Regions from separate parts of the Homo sapiens genome. Here all the other regions are linked to region 3. A link is a loop called in an ENCODE intact Hi-C map of the cell type or tissue named here. Cell type or tissue: ascending aorta. All regions are shown on one strand.

Region 1 (2,500 bases), 250 kb after region 3:
GTGTGGGGCATCCTTGCTGGGGAAACACGGGGCTGCTGAGCCTAGGGGCCTCCTTGTGTGAGAGCTCTTACAAACCTCCCCTACCCCCGGTTACCTATGTCCATCCCTGTCCTATGAAAGGCACAAAGGAAGTTTGCTCTCCTTTTAGGTGCCACTTATTGCTGTGATAACCACCACACACCAATATCAGGTCCTCCTCCTCCTCCCATCCCTCCTTCGCCAGGGCCACAAATCACACATTATGTACCCAAATATATATGTTCTGAGTTTGCTATCCACAGCGTTTGGGGCTCTCATTTAGCTGGTGGATGGGAAAAAAAAAATCACTCAAGCTTCTGAATAAGAGTCTGTTGCCAATGAGTACATTCAAAGCCCAGAGACAAAGGAGGTGAGGTTTACCAGTTGCCCAAACCTTCACTGCAGCCTCATTCCTATTAACAAGGTTATTTTGGCTGGAGAGGGGACTGTGGGTTGAGGGAGGTTGGAGATTCTATTTCTGGAGGATTATGTGTCTATTTGTTTTAGGTGAATTTGGCCCTGAGGCTTCCATACCCTCAACCCTTCCCCTTTCTACAGAATGGGCTGGGCTGGGCTGGGCTTGAAGGTGCTAATTATTCTCTTCCTGACTAAATCCTGGAGCTCAGCCTCACCGCTCTGACTCCAAGGACCTGTGGCCAGCCTGTCACTGCCCGCTCCTCGCTTCCCCCGACTGCTTTTATTTCCCAGGATTTCAGGGTAGGATGGTGCAGCTGACCAGCTTAGGGGCCACCCTTGGGATTGTTCCCAACCTCTCAGCAACCCAGGCGGTGCTGCTTGGCATTTTTGTCTCCCTCTCCCCACTCCTGCTTTCGCGCATTTACCAAATGCCAGCTTGCTGCTAAAGATGGAGGTCATGAGGGTTCAGGTCGGCTTGAGAGGCAGCTCAGCCCAGCTGCAATCTACTCGCTACCCAGTGACCTCCCGCGTGAGTGAGGGCAGGCTCAGACTGGAAGGCGGTTAATCATGCAGGATGCGGGCATGGGTAGATGCCTGGCCCGGGGCTTTGGGGAAGAAATACTGCAATCACACTTGCTCAGCAGCTGCTTCCCTTCTGAAGAGCTGAGACTCCTGTAGTTTTCAGTGATCAAAGTGAAATCTGATAGTAGAGGCTACCTGTGTTCAGAGATGAGCTGCCCCAAAGTGCATGCCCCTATAGGCTTGCAGGAAGCTCCCGAGGAATCCGCTGTGCCCAGAGAGAGGGGAGCTCCTGCCTGTACCCTCCAGGGCACTGCCCCGTCTCTTTACTCTCATCTCTGTCTCCAGTTTGGATGATCCTGAAGGAACCACTTCAGAAGGGGAATGGTAATTCTGCCTGCCTGTGTCTGGCATTTGCATAGTTACAGAGGAAGCAGGTTTTTTTCAGGGTGTGAGTGTGTAATGTTCCTCAGTGTTGGTCAGTTGGGAATGGATCATGGTGCCAGGAAACCGCAGCCAGCTCAGCCCGAGGCCTTGGCGTAGCTGAGCGAAGCAGCTGAGGATGGTTGAAAATGCTATTAGCAGGCAGCCTTTGTCCAAGTGAAAAAATATACAGTGATTAAGAACTGAGCTGCAGAAGGTACATTCCAGAGACACCAAAGCTTTGCATACCGACAAAGTGCTTTTCACCTTTGAGACATTTGGCAAAGTGTAATCCAGTAGAATTTGGGATCCTTCAATTTCATGGACCATGGGCTCAGTGCTGGGTTCACTAACACCCACACATTCAATTCCCACCCTCCGCTCTGATTAATCATTTCAGCTCTGTGGCCATCTTGATGGCTAGGAGCCTGGAAGAAGGTGGTCATGGAATCCTTTGTTTTCTGAAAGGAAACACACAAAAGGAATAGCCCCCTTTTGTGCAGTGAGAAAAATCAACATGCTGCTTGACATGCTGTGGCTCTGTGCATTGCACTTCCACATATTAATCAACAAAGCATGCACTATCTGGGTTACCAAGAGCTTTTGCCACTTACTTACCTGGGAGACTGATGCTAAACTCTTTCTTTGGCTGGGAGGAGGGCTGTGGCTCAGAGAGTAGCCCTGGGGGTCAGATTGGGGCATACTGGGGGACAGCAGAGCCAAGCACTAGCGGCTCAGGGAGGATCTTTTTCAATGCTAAGAGAGTAAAGACATCTGAGCTTCTGATGAGATTCTTTTGCTGATCTGCTCAGATGAACTAAGACCGAAGTTACAGATCTCAAGTCTGCCAAATCAAAATCCAGGCTATTATGGGGGAAAGAAATCAACCACGGTTGCCCCTGGGGGAGAAGGATGAAATTGATTGGAAAGGGACATGAAGGAGCCTTCTAGGGTGATGGGGTATACGTTACACGGGTGCATACACTTGTCAAATTCATTGAGCCATGTACTTCAGGTCTGTTCATTTTACCGTGCATAATTATATCTCAAAAGAAAAAAAAAATTAGGACAAAAAAAAGTCCCAGCTATGACATCTATGCCTTGGAATTTCCCACTCCTTACC
Region 2 (2,500 bases), 98 kb after region 3:
ATCCCCATTTTGCAATTGAGGAAACTGAGGCAAAGCGAGTGTGGCACAGAGTCACTCTGCTGGTCAGCCCTGCTGTAGGAGATGAAAACCTGGCTCCCACAGCACCCTCCCTTTCCTGCTGGCAGCTCCCCCAGAAGCCCTCGTACATCCAGTTCTGCTCGACTCCTCCCCTTCCCCATGGAGGTATTTTTAGTCTCCCAGAGCCCCTTCCCCAGTCTGCTGTTGCCTCGTCATTCTGCTTGACTTGCTTTCACCTGCTCAGAGGCGGCTGTGACAGGGCTGCAGGCTACATGTCAAGCTGTCCCTGGCTTCACAGAGGGGTGTGGAGGGGGAGGGCAGCTGAGGGTGACCACCCTCGGCAGTGCGGGCAGGCAGGAGGCCTGTCAGTGCCCGGGGTGACTGCCAGCACCTACAGATCCTTCTTGGGGTCAACTCTGAGTAATGAGGGCGAGGGGAGGAGGGCTGCTGGCTGTCAGCGCTGCAGGGGTGGGGTGGGGAGGGAGACTGGTGGGAGGGAGGGAGGAAGTGGAATTTGTTTTGGAGAGAGACAAGCTGAGGAGGTGGCAGAGGTGGTAGCTTGGCAGGTGGTGTTGATTGGGAAGTGGGTGTGTTTTCTGAGTGGGTGTGTTGCAGGCCTAGGGTACAGGCCTTTCCACTGTGAAGTCCCCGGTGAGTGTGTACATGGAGTGTGTGTGTGCACAGAGTGTGAGTGTGTGTGTGAGAGTATCCAAGGCCTTTCCACCATCAAGTCCCCATGGCCACTTTTCCAAGCCAGGCCCCAGGGGCTGCCCCATTTCCCCTGCACCCCAGGCTGCTGCCAGGTCTTATTCCTCACCTGCTGCCCCTTCCTCTCTGTCCCCAAAGACCCCGACAGGCCCTTTCCTTGGTTGGGAGTTGACTGCTACTCATTACCAAAGAATGACCTGGAGAGGCGAGGGTGCTATACACGTGACCAGTGTGGGACTTACAAAGGTTTAAAAATAAACCTCGCTGTGTTCTTGTCACCACCGCCCTGGGGCTGCAGAGCTGCCAGCAACCTCTCTGACTGGGCTCTTTGATTCTTGAAGGTAGAGCTCATTCCACCGCCACCCTGGGAGATTCACACAGGGTGGTGGTATCAGAAGTCCAGCCCAGGAGACCATGGGGGTCAAGGTCTTCGTCACTGGCTGAAGGCCCAAGGCAGACCACACAGGGAGGCCTTAGCCAAAGCCCACCCCTACTGAGTAGGCCAAGCATGGGCTGGTGGCGGGAGCTCCCCTGTAGCTACACTCGTGCACTGGGCCTGGATGTCAGGACTGTCTGGCTCTTGCGACACTGCGGGGATGGACACAGAAGCCTAGCCTTGCCCCCGTCAGGCCTTGCTCCTGATACGTGCATCAGCTGGTCTGCTGAGGGGCCTGGGGTTGTCAACCTCAGCTGTGTCAGTGAAGCTAGGAGGCTAAGGAGCAGGAGGAAGCGGCCTCAGTGGCACGGTAGTGTGTGGGAATTTGGTAGAGGAGGGCTTTTCAGTACAGCTGCCCTGAGTAGCCGAACGACCTTGGGCAAGCTACTTAACCTCTCTATGGCTTCAGTCCTTTGGTTTGTAAAATGGGGACCCTAGTAGAAACCACCTCTTGGAGTTGTGAACATTTAATGAGGTGATACAGGTGAGCAACTGAGTGATTTGGGGGCATGTCTCCTGACCTCTCTGGGCCTCAGTTTCCTCCCCTGTAAGATGGGACTGGTGTTGGCACAAAAGTTGGGATGAAGACGGTGTAAGGAGCTCGCAGAGCGCATGCTCCGGAGCTGTAGTGATGACCATGGTAACAAGCATCCTGTACCCCAATGTCTCCCCAGGCTCGCGGCTCTGCAGGGGGCAGGAGGAGGCACGACGCCGCCTCTCAGGAAGACCACGACAAACCTTACGTCTGTGACAGTAAGTATGGGCCGGTCCCACCTTCCTTCCTCCCTGTGCGCCTGCCCCCAGGGCCCCTCTTCCCTGTGCTTCCTTGGCCATCCGCCTGCCAACCTCAGTGTGTGCTCTCCTCTTCCTCTGTCTGCACCCCAGCTTACTCGCCTGCCGCCTCCACCGCAGTCACCACTTCCTTGGGCCTCTGCTGCCCCAGGGGGTTTCTGCAGAGGGGAAGCCAGCTGGGGTGGCCCCCACCCTCAGTTCTGCACCCCCACCTCCTGCCATGCCTCCTGTGTGGCTCTCCTCCGGCTCTCTCTCTCACGCGCTCTGTCTCCTTTAAGATTCATCCTCTATTTCTTTCTGTATTTCAGAGAGTTACAAACAAAAGCATAACTCAAAACCCTCCGACAAAGGTACTTGGCTCGCCATGGCTTTTCATTTGTTTCCCTTTAATTTCCTTTCCCTCTTCCTCTCCTGTCCTAGGTAGGGCAAGTTATGAATCTTTCTATGACGATGACTTACTTTAATAAATGGCCCTCAATCTATCTCCAGCCTTTCTTGCTTGCTTCAGAAACATCTTTTGGACAAGCGACTGCCTGGCTGGCTCCT
Region 3 (2,500 bases):
TTTTTAAAAAAAGTGGCCCTGCTAAACAAGAAAAGGTCTACTAGCTGAGAGACTATCAGCCGGTAGAGATGGGGAAAGGTGGGTGGGGTGGACAAGAAACCATGTACTGGGCGAGAGAGAATTCTATTAAAGTATGCCTTTGCCTCGCCAACCTCTGAATTAAACTCCCATTGTTCTGCATCCTTCCCACACTGATTATGGTGCCGGAGGGCCCTGGAGAGGAAGGTGGGAAGGAGGGGGACCAGCCGTCATGGAGCCCCTCATCTCTGTGCTCGAGCCCCAGCATCCATCATCTCATTTAGTCCTCTCACCAACTCTGTAAGAGCAGCTTCATTATTTGCATTTTTGCAGATTAAAAAATGAGATTCATAAAGGTTAAGTGCCCTGCCTGGGGTCAGCCGCTAGTGAGCAGGGGAGCCTAGTTGCAGTCCAGCCCCCTGGCTGCCTTTGGCCCCTGCAACACTATCTCTCACTGCTCTGACAAAATGTCATTTCTGAGGAAGGCAGGCACACAGACCCAAAAGGAATGGGTGCCGGGGGGGAGGCCAGGATGAGATATTTGTGAGTGGGTTTGTTCTGATGTAGCAAAAACTCTCTCGTTGCTGTGGGCTGGGAAGTGGCTGACTGGCTGCGTGGTCAGAGTTTGCAAAGCTTTTGCAGATCCTTTTGCTAGAGGGGCTTTAAAAGCTGCAAGCGCTCAGCAGTTCCTATCAGCTGGGATTTTTTTCCTCCAGATTGAATCCTGTCAGGGTTTTACTGGCTCATCTGTTCCCAGAATGACACCATGTCCCCTCACCTGAGCAGCACGGCCTTGCCACCCACGGTACTCCCTGCTACCAGACGGCTCCCGGAAGGAATTCTTCACCAGCCCTATTTTTTGTCCCCTGAACCCCTCTCCTGACTCTCTCAAAACCCTCTGGTTTCTCCCAGAATTTGGAGCCAAGCCCATCAGGGACAAAGGAATGCTGGGACCTTGTTTGGATCTCAGATTTGGTGGTTTGCTCCCCTTCCTGGTGTCATGGTTTGAAGCATTTTCGAAGGAGCCCCCGAAAAGCAAGGACAGTGTGGAGAGGCTGATGCCCAGAGGCGATGCGGTGTGTCTGGGAAACCAGAGGGGACCCTGCCTGCAAGTTCCCATTGCCCCCAACCCCATTCCTATCCCTATGAGCCCCTGGCCCTTCTTCGCCAGTGCCTGTATCCTCAGAGCCCTCTCAGGGAGCCTCACCCGCCAGCCTCTGGGCGTTTGGCTTCCCGTCTTTTGTTTGGTCACCATGGGCCCTGCCACTGCCAACTCAGGCAAACAGAGCTTGGGCCAGCCCTGGGCTGCCCAGCCTCCCGGACGCATTGCACACTGCTCTGTGTCAGCAGAAAAAGTGTACATGACAAGTGGCATACTAGAGCGCCCTCTCCCCCCAGGCCTAGCTACAAAGCCTCCATGCCCTGCTGAGCCCTGCCCACCGGGCCCAGCGTACTCTCCGTACTCTCCGCTCCGCCAGCAGTGTTTCAGGAATCCTGAGGTGCAGCTCAGGTGGCTCTCGGTGACGTCATGGGAAGTGTTCTGGGTCGGTTCCCTTTGCCTCCCTGCCTCCACCTCCTTCCCAGACTTGCCGAGGATGTTGCCTCCAAGCCCCTCCCAGCTCCCAAAATACCAACCCTGCCTCCTGGCCCTGCCAGAAAACGCTTAGCACATTAGCGGGTTTAGCTGCCACAGTGGCAGTCAGTTGGGAGGCTGCAGAGGCACATAGATTTCATTCTGGAATTCTTTCCAGCTCCTCGCTATTTTGACAACACTGGGCAATGCTGTTACCAGGAACCTGCCCTGCCTGTGGGATGGGAGAGGCTGGGGGCCGGGGGTGGGGATGGGAAAAAGGTAAGCGGGGCTGGTGGGAGCAGCCTCAGGGTAAGGGACTATGAGAGAAGGTGGGGGACTACACTGGTATCTCATGGTGCTGCAGCCACTTTGGTCTTTAACTTGGTCTTTAACATGGCTGGCCTCCCTCCTTGCCTCCTGGAGCTCACTTGGGGCAGATCTTAGATACAAGAGACCTCAGTGCAGGGGCTTCTGTTTGAAGGAGGCAAGAGGTTCCAAGACGGCAGGAGAGGCAGCAAGACAGGCTGAAAGAAAACAGCCACACCAATGTTGTCTTGGACTCAAGACTTTACTGCAGCTCCCTCTCTGCCGCTCCAGGGCTGGGTGCCCTGGAGCAAGCCACCAACTCTCCAAAACTCAGTGTTCTCATCTGCAGAATGGGAGTAACCTACAGCTTGCCCTTCCCATCTCAATGTGAGATGGGGGGATCTACAAGAGACAATATATGTGAAAGTGTTTTGCAAAGTGTAAAGTGACTAACATTTGTGTGCCTAGGAGCTCTGGAAGGCAGGGCCTATGTCTTGTTTATATTTGAATTCCTCTATCATGTCTGGTTTATTGGGTAGAAAAATAAATGTGGAGACTTTTTGGAAATTTCTGACTTGCCTCATTGGTGATCGGTGTGGTGAA

What was found. Peaks named below come from ENCODE experiments on the same cell type or tissue, not always from the same donor. Only the 100,000 strongest peaks of a DNase experiment are listed, where the experiment ranks them.
Region 1: a loop joins it to region 3, with 1.8 times the contacts of the local background. A loop is called at or near these places in 2 of 110 quality-filtered maps.
Region 2: it touches region 3 in a loop (2.0-fold over the local background); 8 of 110 quality-filtered maps call a loop at or near these places.

The regions. Positions count from the first base shown.
Region 1 is chr14:72,557,931-72,560,430 of GRCh38, reverse strand. All of the region lies in intron 17 of RGS6 (regulator of G protein signaling 6), which reads right to left. Among named protein-coding and RNA genes, the nearest start is that of MIR7843, 42 kb to the right of the region's middle. In ascending aorta, no CTCF peak of the experiment used is centred here; a DNase peak (open chromatin) is centred at 1,452; H3K27ac peaks cover 2,164 bases.
Region 2 is chr14:72,713,838-72,716,337 of GRCh38, reverse strand. It overlaps DPF3 (double PHD fingers 3), which reads left to right. Exons shown (of 11, transcript NM_001280542.3): 6 at 1,837-1,915. Among named protein-coding and RNA genes, the nearest start is that of DPF3, 180 kb to the left of the region's middle. In ascending aorta, no CTCF peak of the experiment used is centred here; DNase peaks (open chromatin) are centred at 487, 1,037 and 2,005; H3K27ac peaks cover 2,201 bases.
Region 3 is chr14:72,811,592-72,814,091 of GRCh38, reverse strand. The region is part of intron 1 of DPF3 (double PHD fingers 3); the gene reads left to right. Among named protein-coding and RNA genes, the nearest start is that of DPF3, 81 kb to the left of the region's middle. In ascending aorta, a CTCF peak has its summit at 1,369; a DNase peak (open chromatin) is centred at 1,481; H3K4me3 peaks cover 1,240 bases; H3K27ac peaks cover 2,248 bases.